Linked DNA regions of Homo sapiens: region 2 is linked to region 1. Evidence: chromatin loops called from intact Hi-C (ENCODE). Cell type or tissue: Calu3. All regions are shown on one strand. Each heading gives the region's core, and the rest is flanking DNA. Links, peaks and the distances in the headings are about the cores only. Region 1 overlaps LINC01508 (long intergenic non-protein coding RNA 1508). Region 2 has its middle 26 kb from the start of LINC01508.

What was found. Peaks named below come from ENCODE experiments on the same cell type or tissue, not always from the same donor. Only the 100,000 strongest peaks of a DNase experiment are listed, where the experiment ranks them.
Region 2: a loop joins it to region 1, with 2.5 times the contacts of the local background. A loop is called at or near these places in 1 of 110 quality-filtered maps.

Annotation. Positions count from the first base shown.
Region 1 is chr9:90,391,465-90,396,846 of GRCh38, forward strand. The region is part of intron 1 of LINC01508 (long intergenic non-protein coding RNA 1508); the gene reads right to left. Among named protein-coding and RNA genes, the nearest start is that of LINC01508, 39 kb to the right of the region's middle. In Calu3, for the core only: no CTCF peak of the experiment used is centred there; DNase peaks (open chromatin) are centred at 2,487 and 2,997.
Region 2 is chr9:90,456,381-90,461,762 of GRCh38, forward strand. No RefSeq gene overlaps it. Among named protein-coding and RNA genes, the nearest start is that of LINC01508, 26 kb to the left of the region's middle. RefSeq lists an enhancer at 3,729-4,230. In Calu3, for the core only: a CTCF peak has its summit at 2,337 (motif pointing left); a DNase peak (open chromatin) is centred at 2,291.

The sequences.
Region 1 (5,382 bases), core at 79-5,078:
GTGATTGAATTCATTTCCCCAATTAACAAATATACGCCAGTGGAAATTACATAAGTTCAATAAAATACAATTTTTGTACTTCAATTATGGAGCTATTGTTTCCTCCTATGAAAATACCTTGTCTCCTCTCAATATTACATTGAACCTCCTCCTCTCCCAAAATAAGATTTCCCTACTAAAATATTGAAAACTAAATTTCCAACATGTGAATGAACAAAGCCAGTTAAGGATAATAGCTGGAGCTGGATATGATAAGGCAAAAATTTCTGGTTTGTGTAATCAATCCTGTTACCAATTCTACTAAAATCCCAGACCTGATTGATCATTAGCATTTACTGAGGATTCTTTGTTGCCAATTGAAACTACCTGAATGAGAACCTCTGAGTGGTGGGAACCATGAATTTTGGTTTTTAATAAGGCCCTGAGAACATCTTGGTGATTGTCTATGTTGGCCATGGTTCTCACCTAGACAATGTGTAAATTAATTTGATTGTGCTAATCATTACACAATGTACATGTATATCAAATCATCATGTTGTATATTTTAAATATATACAATTCTTTATTTGTGAATTAAATATATCTTTAAAATCTCAGTGTCAAGGCCATGATTACATCAATTAAATTGGATGTGCTGGGAACGGAACCAGGCACTGGCAGTTTCAAAGTCCTTCAAGTGATTCCAGGGTTTCACAAAGACTAAGAATCATTATACTGGTTCAAAAACATTTTTTAAATGCCAAAACTATAGTTTGGGTTGCAATGACAAGAAGACTTATCTACCTCCAATGCAGTGCAAATAGAAATATTTAAATTATCTCTTTAAAAAAGTATTTTTTTTCAACTTTTTATCCTGTCTCCTAATCCCAGCAACAGGATGTTTCACTATTCCTTGTAGTTTCTTATGAAGACGCATTAAAAAGTTACCACTCATTTTCTGTTATATACGTCAATAGCCATATAGTCTATAACCAGGTTTCTCCTAAGAGGAATAAAACATGCTAAACTTTTTTTCTGTCAATAATCATGCTTCAGCTGAAAAATTGTTAAAATAAAAATTAAGCATTTGCAAAACTGTTTTTAAGGAAGATTCAGAGATATGCAAATATCTAGGCACAATTTGATACCATGTTCATGTTAAAAGTATAACTTTCAAAAGTGAAAAAAAAAATGACCATCAAACAAATATAAAATGAATGCAGGGCCAGGAGAGGTGGCTCATGCCTGTCATCTCAGCACTTGGCGAGGCTGAAGCAAGGGGATCACTGAGCCCAAGGGTTTGAGACCAGCCTGGGTAACATAGTGAGACACCGTCTCTACAAAAAATTAAAAAAAAAAAAAATAGCTGTGCATAGTGACTCACGCCTATAGGCCCAGCTACTCAAGAGGCTTAGGTGGGAGAATCGCTTGAGCCCAGGAGGTCGAGGCTGCAGTGAGCTGTGATCATGCCACTGCACTCCAACCTGAGTAACAGAGCAAGACCCTATCTCAAAACACAAACATACACGCAAAGACATGAAAGGATATCAAAGATTTTATTCAACTTATTAATGAGGGAGTCAGTAAGCTTATAAAGCTGGTTCAAAGAGTATTTAAAGAGGTTTTTTTTTTTTTTTTTTTGAGACGCCCAAGGTGGAGTGCAGTAGCGCAATCTCGGCTCGCTGCAAGCTCCGCCTCCCGGGTTCACGACATTCTCCTGCCTCAGCCTCCTGAGTAGCTGGGACTACAGGCGCCCGCCACCACGCCAGGTTAATTTTTGTATTTTTTGTAGAGACGGGGTTTCGCCGTGTTAGCCAGGATGGTCTCGATCTCCTGACCTCGTGATCCGCCCGCCTCATCCTCCCAAAGTGCCGGGATTACAGGCGTGAGCCACCATGCCCGGCCTTAAAGAGGTAGGTTGTATACCCAATTTAAAGTAATGTTATTCTAAGTTTGTTAAATTGGATAGAAAACTGGCTAAAATCCTACTGGTCCAGAGTCTGTGACACCTTGGGACATATGTTCTCTACCAGACAGAAACTATTTGTATCTCTATCAGCCAAAAATCTACAAGTTAAAGTGTAACTTCATTTAACTGGGGACCATTAGCTAGCAATGAGTCACACAAGGTCTATTCCTCCAAATAAGCCCTTGCTGGGCCTGTTAAATTGCCCCCAAAGGACACTGAGAGATAGACACTTGCATTTTTGTCTTATGGTCATGTTGTGAGTAATTTTTAAAATATCTATATATCAGCCACTACTTAACTACATTTTCCTTAAGCAACTTTAAATGAAAACATTTTACAAAGTTAAAATACAGATACTCATACATCGCTAGGTGAGGACCACCCTCTCTCCCTTTAGGTCCTGACTTGGCCTTAAACTTCCCAGCATAGCCTAAGAAAGTCACTACCGAACACGAATCAGACTGGGCGCAGGTGACCTAACCTTTCCGTGTGAGTATTAAGGTGTGCTTTCGCTCCTGGGTAGAAACACTTCCTGGTGTCACATGGAGTTCAATGGAGCTGACGCAACTTTCTTCCTGCTGCCACTCAACTTGAGAAAGCTCATGCCTATAAGTGCTGAACTCAGGGAGGCAATTCCAGGTTTGTTCCTCAGTTCTCCAAGAGCCACCTCCTGCTTTATGTGGCTCAAAAGACTGAGGAAGCAGAAAGAACATGCCAGACTCTCAATCAGCTTGCAGCGAGCCTTCGACTCCAAGCTTCCCGATGGGAGAGCAACAGGCGTCCCAAACAATTCAGTTTCCTTAGTCTCAAACACTACTTTATTAATTAATTAAGTTGCACTTACACAGTCTGTATGAGTTAAAGATAATTTATTTTTAACACTCAGGACCAGAATAGCTTTTGTTTTTATTCATTTATTTATTTATCTTTATTTATTTTATTTTTTTTTTTTGAGACGGAGTCTCACTCTGTTGCCCAGACTGAGCGAAGTGGCGCAATCTCGGCTCACTGCAAGCTCCGCCTACCGGGTTCACACCTTTCTCCTGCCTCAGCCTCACGAGTAGCTGGGACTACAGGCGCCCGCCACCACGCCCAGCTAATTTTTTGTATTGTTAGTAGAGACAGGGTTTCACCGTGTTAGCCAGGATGATCTCAATCTCCTCACCTCGTGATCTGCCCGCCTCGGCCTCCCAAAAGTGCTGGGATTACAGGCATGAGCCACTGCGCCCGGCCTGCTTTTATTTTTTAACTTCATCCAACCTACTCTTTACTTACTGTTTGCATGCATTATCCCTATTGATTTAATTCATCTTAGGGGCAGATTACTCATTGCCCCACAGTGAATATTAAGTTTTAATGGTGTAAGCTAAAAATAAAATCCTAAGCCCCTGACAGACTGAACAGACTCCCTGTTGACCAAGGAGACCCCAGAAAATCTAAGATGAATTAAATCTTATAATCTCTATGTTAACATTAATGATAGTAGCTTGTGCCTAAACTCCAAAAGGTGGAAAGTGTAACGAGGCATGTCTGACCGCCCTTCCTGTCATGGCCAGGAATTCAGTTTTTAATGTTTTTCTGGGATCTCCATGACCAACAGGGAGTCTGTTCAGTTGGCTGGGGGCTTAGGATCTTATTTTTAGCTTACACCACTAAAATTAAATATTAAACAGACTCTTTGTGGCAATAAGACAGCAAATCATAAAAAAGACCTAAAGCTATGTAAGGAAAGAGTTGAGTCATGCCCTGCAAACCATAAAATCTTGTTAAATGGGTTTTTTAATTAACCGAGTATAATGTGGCTTACTTTCCAACCTGACTCTAGTATAACATCATATGGCAGATAGCAGACCCCCTTATCTTAAGCACTTCTTGCTACTGACTTGAAGTCTTCAGACAAAGCTTAACTCTTTCAACCCATTGTCAACTAAAGAATCTCTAAAACCCACCTATACCTTCTAAGCCTCCATTTCAAGATGCCCTGCCTTTTTGGGCTTAACCAAGGTATGCTTTTCATGTATTGATTTATAATTTTACCTACAATTTCTGTCTCCCTAAAATGCATAAAACCAAATTGTAACCCCACTGCCTAGGGAACACTTACTCAAGGCTTTTGAGTTTGTGTTTTCTCCAGGCTGCAGTCACTTATATTGGCTCAGAATAAATTCTTTAAAATATTTCAGTGTTTGGTTTTTTCATTAACAATGGAGACTCACTGCAAGCTAAAAAAGTGGAGAATTTCCTCGTAATGTGAGGTGGACTTAAATAGAAGTATTTCAGCAGCAGCCCCAAATTTCTTTTGACAGACACCCCCCACCACACCCTCACCTACCATCACTTCCCTCACTGTATCTCTCATTCTCGTCCCTTTTCTCTTGCCTTCCTCCACCACCTGCACTCTTCCTTGTCCCTCAGTCTGATGCTTGTTTCCCCTAGTACCCCTTCTTTCTCCTCCCCACTGTCACTCCCAGCTGCCCTTCCTGGGACTCCTCTCCCTGCTGTTGCTTCACCTTCCCCCGTCTTGACACCCCCTTTTCCTCCTCACTCCAATATCTCCTCTCACTTCCATGCCCTTTCTGCTCAGACGAGCTCCCTTCCTGGACCTGTGCTTCTCCCAGACCCCATCTGGACCTGCCCTGCTCCTCCACTCTCCTGTGCCCTCCCCAGCCTTGCCAGCAGGCAGGCATTTCACTCAGACTTCCCATCTGGGCTTGATTTACTCAGACGTCTGATGGTTACGTCACTGAACAACTTTTCTGAATCATCTTACTACTGTGAAAAAGTATAGCCTGGTGCAGTGGCTCACACCTGTAATCCCAGCACTTTGGGAGGCCGAGGCGGGCAGATCACCTGAGGTCATGAGTTCGAGACCAGCCTGACCAACATGAAGAAACCCCATCTCTACTAAAAATACAAAAAAATTAGCTGGGCATGGTGGTGCATGCCTGTAACCCCAGCTACTCAGGAGGCTGAGGCAGGAGAATTGCTTGAACCCAGGAGGAGGTTGTGGTGAGCCAAGATCACGCCATTGCACTCCAGCCTGGGCAACAAGAATGAAACTCCATCTAAAAAAAGAAAAAAGGAAAAGTATAAATTTACAGATTTCTCTACTAACCAAAGGGCAATATACCAGTGTTCCTTGTTTTAGGCCTGGTTCTGACTAATATTAACACCTCATCGGAACTGGTAAGTAGCAAAACTACTGGAAAACCCACTAGCCTAGGATAGAATAAAAATCTGACCCTCAGTGATAAAGAATTGACTTCAGACTTCTAGGAAGGATACCAACACAGAAGCCTGCTTGCAAATCTCCTTAAAATGAATTTTGAAGAAGATAATTTCCTCTACTCTAACTAGGAAATGACTAAAACTTCATACTGGCAACTTCTCAGCACATTGCGCCTGATATAATAATGTTTTGAAGCAAATTGAAA
Region 2 (5,382 bases), core at 304-5,303, 65 kb after region 1:
ACCAGTCTGGCCAACATGAAGAAACCCCATCTCTACGAAAAATACAAAAAAGTTAGCTGGGCATGGTGGTGGGCACCTGTAGTCCCAGGTACTCGGGAGGCTGTGGCAGGAGAATCACTTGAACCCAGGAGGCGGAGGATGCAGTGAGCGGAGATTGTGCCACTGCACTCCAGCCTGGGTGACAGAGCGAGACTCTATAAGAAAAAAATAATAGAAAGACCCAAACACTTGTAATATTAAACACTGAAATACATGTGAGATATACACATATTTAAGATAATTTTTTATTCCATTTTTGGTGAATCAGCAAGGGACTGCAGTGGCAGTAGTGGTTGGTTAAATCAGGCAATAAGTGTTTGCAAGGCAAAAATTGTCAGGAGCACCTCCTACCACAACTCAGTTCAAAAGCAAGCAAGAACCAATCTGACGGGCCCGCTGAGCATCTTCGTACCTCATCGGTCCTTGTCACACATCTGCGTGATGATCATAGACCTTGCACATTTTTATTTTACAATAATTTGTATTCATCCTCTCATTCCTTTTTTGAGTCCTCTTATTTATTCCAATTTGTGGTAGTGGGTGGCCAGAGCCTGTCCCTGCAATGCAGGGTGAAAGGTGGAGCCCACCCTGGACAGGATGCCATCCATCATAGGGTGCACTCACACCCACCCATACCCGTTCACTCACACTGGGATGTGTGGACACACCCATCCACCTAACGGACGCACCTTTGTGATATGGGAGAAACCAGAGTACCCTGAGAAGAGCCACTTTCTCTGTAGGGAGAACTTGCAAACGCCACACATTCAGTGGCCCTTGGAAATCGGGAGCCACTTGTTTTTCTTATCAATGTTGTAACAAAACCATGCTGTTTGAGGCCCTGCTGAATCAGATCATGGCAAGTGTTGTGAATAAGAAATTCAAGACCAAAGGTCTGGCAACACCATGAGAAGAAGAGGGAGCAACAATATATAGAGTGGTGAAAGGAGGTCTTTTTGAGGTGAATATATTGGAACTAAGATTGAATGATGAGAAAGAGACAGTCATGTGATGATCTGGTTGGGAATTTCGGGTAGAGGGAATAGGTGCTGACACCTTACCTCTACCTACCATCATTCCTTCCCTAGCCCCATTAATGGGTCTACAAGGATGCATTCCCACTCACATCCACTGCATCCTTTGCGCTGATGCTCTGAAATGCAAGCCTGATTCCATCAGTTTCCAGGTCCTCCTGCTGTGCCTGTCAAAACACCCAATGGCTCTGTGTTGCTACTGCTCTTAGGGATAAATGTCCTTACCCTGGCAGCATGTGACCCGCTGGTCCAGGACCAGCCCATGCCTTCTTCTCCAGCCATGTGTCCACACCCTTCGGGCCCCACGAGCTGGTCAGCCTTCACGGCCATTGTACTTGCACACGTGCTGTTTTTCCTGTGGTCAGAGGCCCTTTTCACTTCTGTTTTCCTAGTAAATCCAGGCTCATCCTTTGGATTCCAGATTATTCCTCATTACCTCAGGAAAACCTTCCCTGAGGCATTTTTCTTGAATTAGATGACTCAACTGCATGTATTCAGGGCACGATGGTCTCCCTTACATAGCACTGATCACTCTGGAAATTTCCCATGCAATTTAGAATTATTTGATTAATGCCTGTCTATAAGATTCTGTTGTGTGGGGGATGTGCATGTGGTGTTTGTGTGTGTGGGAATATGTGTGTTGTATGGGGGATGTGTGTGTGTGTGTGTGTGTGTGTGCTGTGATGTGTATCTAGGAGAAAGAAGTGATAAATAATACTCAAGTCTCGGCAGTGTATATTTTATCAGCTGCTAGTAGAAGATGGATTGGGTTGGGTTTTTGTTTTTGACTTTTATTTTTATTTTTTAGGTTTTGCTATTACATTGTCCTAGGAGACTGTACAATTCTGCAAAAGTAATAAGTTATATTAAGTAATCTCAGAAGAATTCTGAAATAGAAGTGAATAAAAATTAAGTAAGGCAGTATTTAATAAGGAGGTTATTTTTTTTTTTTAATTTAAGCCCAAAACATATGAGGCACATATAAGAAGGCCCTTGGTAAATATTTTGAAGAAAAAAAAAGGTTTATTTCCTGCAGAAATTATTTTTGGTATTTATTGCAAAATAGAAAATCTAATTTTCTCAAAATTTTAAAACTGTTTCCATGACACAGCAACGTGGTGTGCAGAGCAGTCCTGGATGCCCATAGTATTTCCCTGGCTCTGCTCCCAGCCTCTCTGAAGCAGTGATTGCCCATTGATAGCTATGGAGTCCAAGGGTCATTTCCTGTGTACTGCCAGAGTCCCTGTGGCCACCTGCTGGTGACCAAGGAAGACCTCACAGCTGGGCTAGCTTGCTGATGGATGTCAGCAGCACCATCCCTGCCTCCCCTTCCCCGCTGCTGGGTACAACCCTTCAAGGCTGCAGGCGCCAGTCTTGCCGTAGCCTTCTGCTCTCAGTATTCTGTGGAGGTTTTCATAAAGAGATATTTTGTTTTCAGTAACACTTGGGTTGGACTGGACTGGATTGGACTGGAAACAATTTAAGCAAAAGTTATTTTTTATATAGACTCCAAATGACACTTTCTGACCCTCACTTGCCAGGTCAAATCACAATATAAATTTCTTGGAAATCAATTTCTTTTGTTTTTTTTTTCTGGAGACAGAGTCTCGCTCTGTTGCCCAGGCTGGAGTGCAGTGGCCTGATCTCAGCTCACTGCAAGCTCCGCCTCCTGGGTTCATGCCATTCTCCTGCCTCAGCCTCCTGAGTAGCTGGGACTACAGGCGTCCGCCACCACGCTCAGCTAATTTTTTGTATTTTTAGTAGAGACAGGGTCTCACCGTGTTAGCCAGGATGATCTCGATCTCCTGACCTCGTGATCCACCCACCTTGGCCTCCCAAAGTGATGGGATTACAGGCATGAGCCACTGCACCTGGCTGGAAATCAATTTTTTAAATAGTTGACAAAGATCTTTCCAAAACGATTTTCCCCACAAATCCGAGGCAAACAACTCCCATTTTGTCTCTTGTCCATGAACACAACATGAAATTGTGAAACTGGTTTCAGTTAGAGATGAGTTTCTGAAACTAGCCCACGAGGCACATGTAGATCAGAAATCAGAAGTTTATGCAAACATCTACAGTGTGTGCAGCTGTCTGCAGATGACACTGACAAAGGCCCTAAGACCTACTATCTTCTCCCTTCCACCTTCAACAACTTCCCTTGTTATCCTCTTATTACAACGTGTTTACCTACAAACATAAAACAAAGGTATACTAGGATTCTAACATAAAAGTTTGCATCTCTCTATATTTAAGCTGGCCTAAGTTACTATTAATTTATGTCCACTTGTTGATTCATTACTCATTTTGTAAGAGTCTATAAGAAGATATAGGCCTGAGTCTTTTTGAGTGAGGCTAAAGCTCCCAAAGAAAGAGTAGGCCGTAAAGAGGAGAGAGAGAGGCAGGGAAAATGCTGTGTGTCCACTATCATTTCTACAGATCACTGCAGAGCTATAATTATCTATAATACTGAAAGCTTCAGAAGGAGAAATTTCAGATCACTTTTACAAAACCTCTAGGACTAGAATTATCTGCAATACTTATAAAGATTTCAGCAAAAAAAAAAATCAGACAAAAACCATCTTTTTCTTTTGGCATAGCTAAGCCTGAAGCCTTGTGAATCTCAGCATGTACGTGTTGCTTAATTGTTGTGAGGGAGAAAATGAGGTCCAAAGACTGTCACATTTCAGCTTTCTGGGGAGTAGAGACGTCAATTCACATCAGCAAAAGATAAAGAGGTCACCTCTCAATCTGAGAGAACATCTCACCTTTCTGGGCACTCTGTAGATATGGCTCCCGGGAGGGTTGTGTTTTGGTTCTGGACGCATTATATTACAGCTACAGGAATTACATGTTGTGTTATTGCCTTTCATCACTAAAGGAAACCCAACATTTCCCTAATGGGAAACAATTGCCTCGGGAGTGGGCTCCGACAACTTTATTGTGCTGAGGAATGTAGCTGTGCTCAACCTGTAATTACAGTGACACAATAAACCTTGGCAAACGCCAGAGCAACCTTTGTTGTTGCCATGCATGCCTTCTGTCTGTTCTACCAGTGCTCCTGGGGACGTGCTTCCTCACATGCTTCAAATGCCCCATAAACAGAGCAGCCAGAGTCCTTATTTAAGTAGATGGACCCAGGCCCACCCTGGACTTATTACGTCAGAATCTCCAGGGAAGGACCGGAGAATTCAAGGTGGACATTTTTACTATTCACCAGTTTGGGAAATGTTGAGGGATCCCTGAAGTCCCTTTGAGGTCTAACTGCGCATGATAATCTCAGCTCATTGATCTCAATAAGATAAAAAATAAAGTAAACAAACAAAAAACAGGTAAATGAGAGTGACCCAAAAACACTTTTCAAAACACAGATTCCTTTTTCCTACAACCCTTGGTCATACTGAGATCTCTAAGGGCACTGGGTCTATTTGTGCTTTGAAATGACCTCCAGATTTGAGACAGCCTGTGATGGCAGCTCATATCTGGTGCTCATTTATAGAGCACCCATCATTTATTTATTTGGAAACTTTTGAGTGTTTATACTGTTCCCTACCCTCACATGTTTCCTATCCAATAAAACTACCATCACATAGTAGAGTTTTAAGCTCCACAGATAATAGAATAAGATATTACAAGTTTCTTGACCTCATGACACAATCTGGTTAGAAAAGCAAGAAAAATTCCTTAAAGTCAAGTAAAAGTGCATGTCAATCACATAAAAAATATTCCAAAGGAGCATGTGGTTGAGGGTTAAATAGCAATATAACCAACAGGTGCCTTGAAAAGGAGACTTGACTATGTGAAGCTGCTCTCAGAAGAAAATGTATAAATTAATAAAAGCATGAATCATTTATCCTGGAAAAGTTAAGTTACCTTGTTTTTGTTGGAACACTTTGTTGTATTGCTTTTGAAATGAAATTTATGTATCCTTTGCAAATAAAGAACTTAAATATACAATATTTTGCATGAATGTCAAGTCAAGACAATCCTAAGCAAAAAGGACAAAGCTGGAAGTGTCACGCTACCTGACTTCAAACTATACTACAAGGCTACAGTAACCAAAATAGCATGGTACTGGTACCACAACAGATGTATAGACCAATGGAGCAGAGTAGAGGTGTCAGAAATAATGCCACACATCTACAACCATCTGATCTTTGACAAACCTGACAAAAACAAGCAATGGGGAAAGGATTCCCTATTTAATAAATGGTGTTGGGAAAACTGGCTAGCCATATGCAGAAAACTGAAACTGGACCCCTTCCTTACTTCTTATACAAAAGTTAACTCAAGATCGATTAAAGTCTTA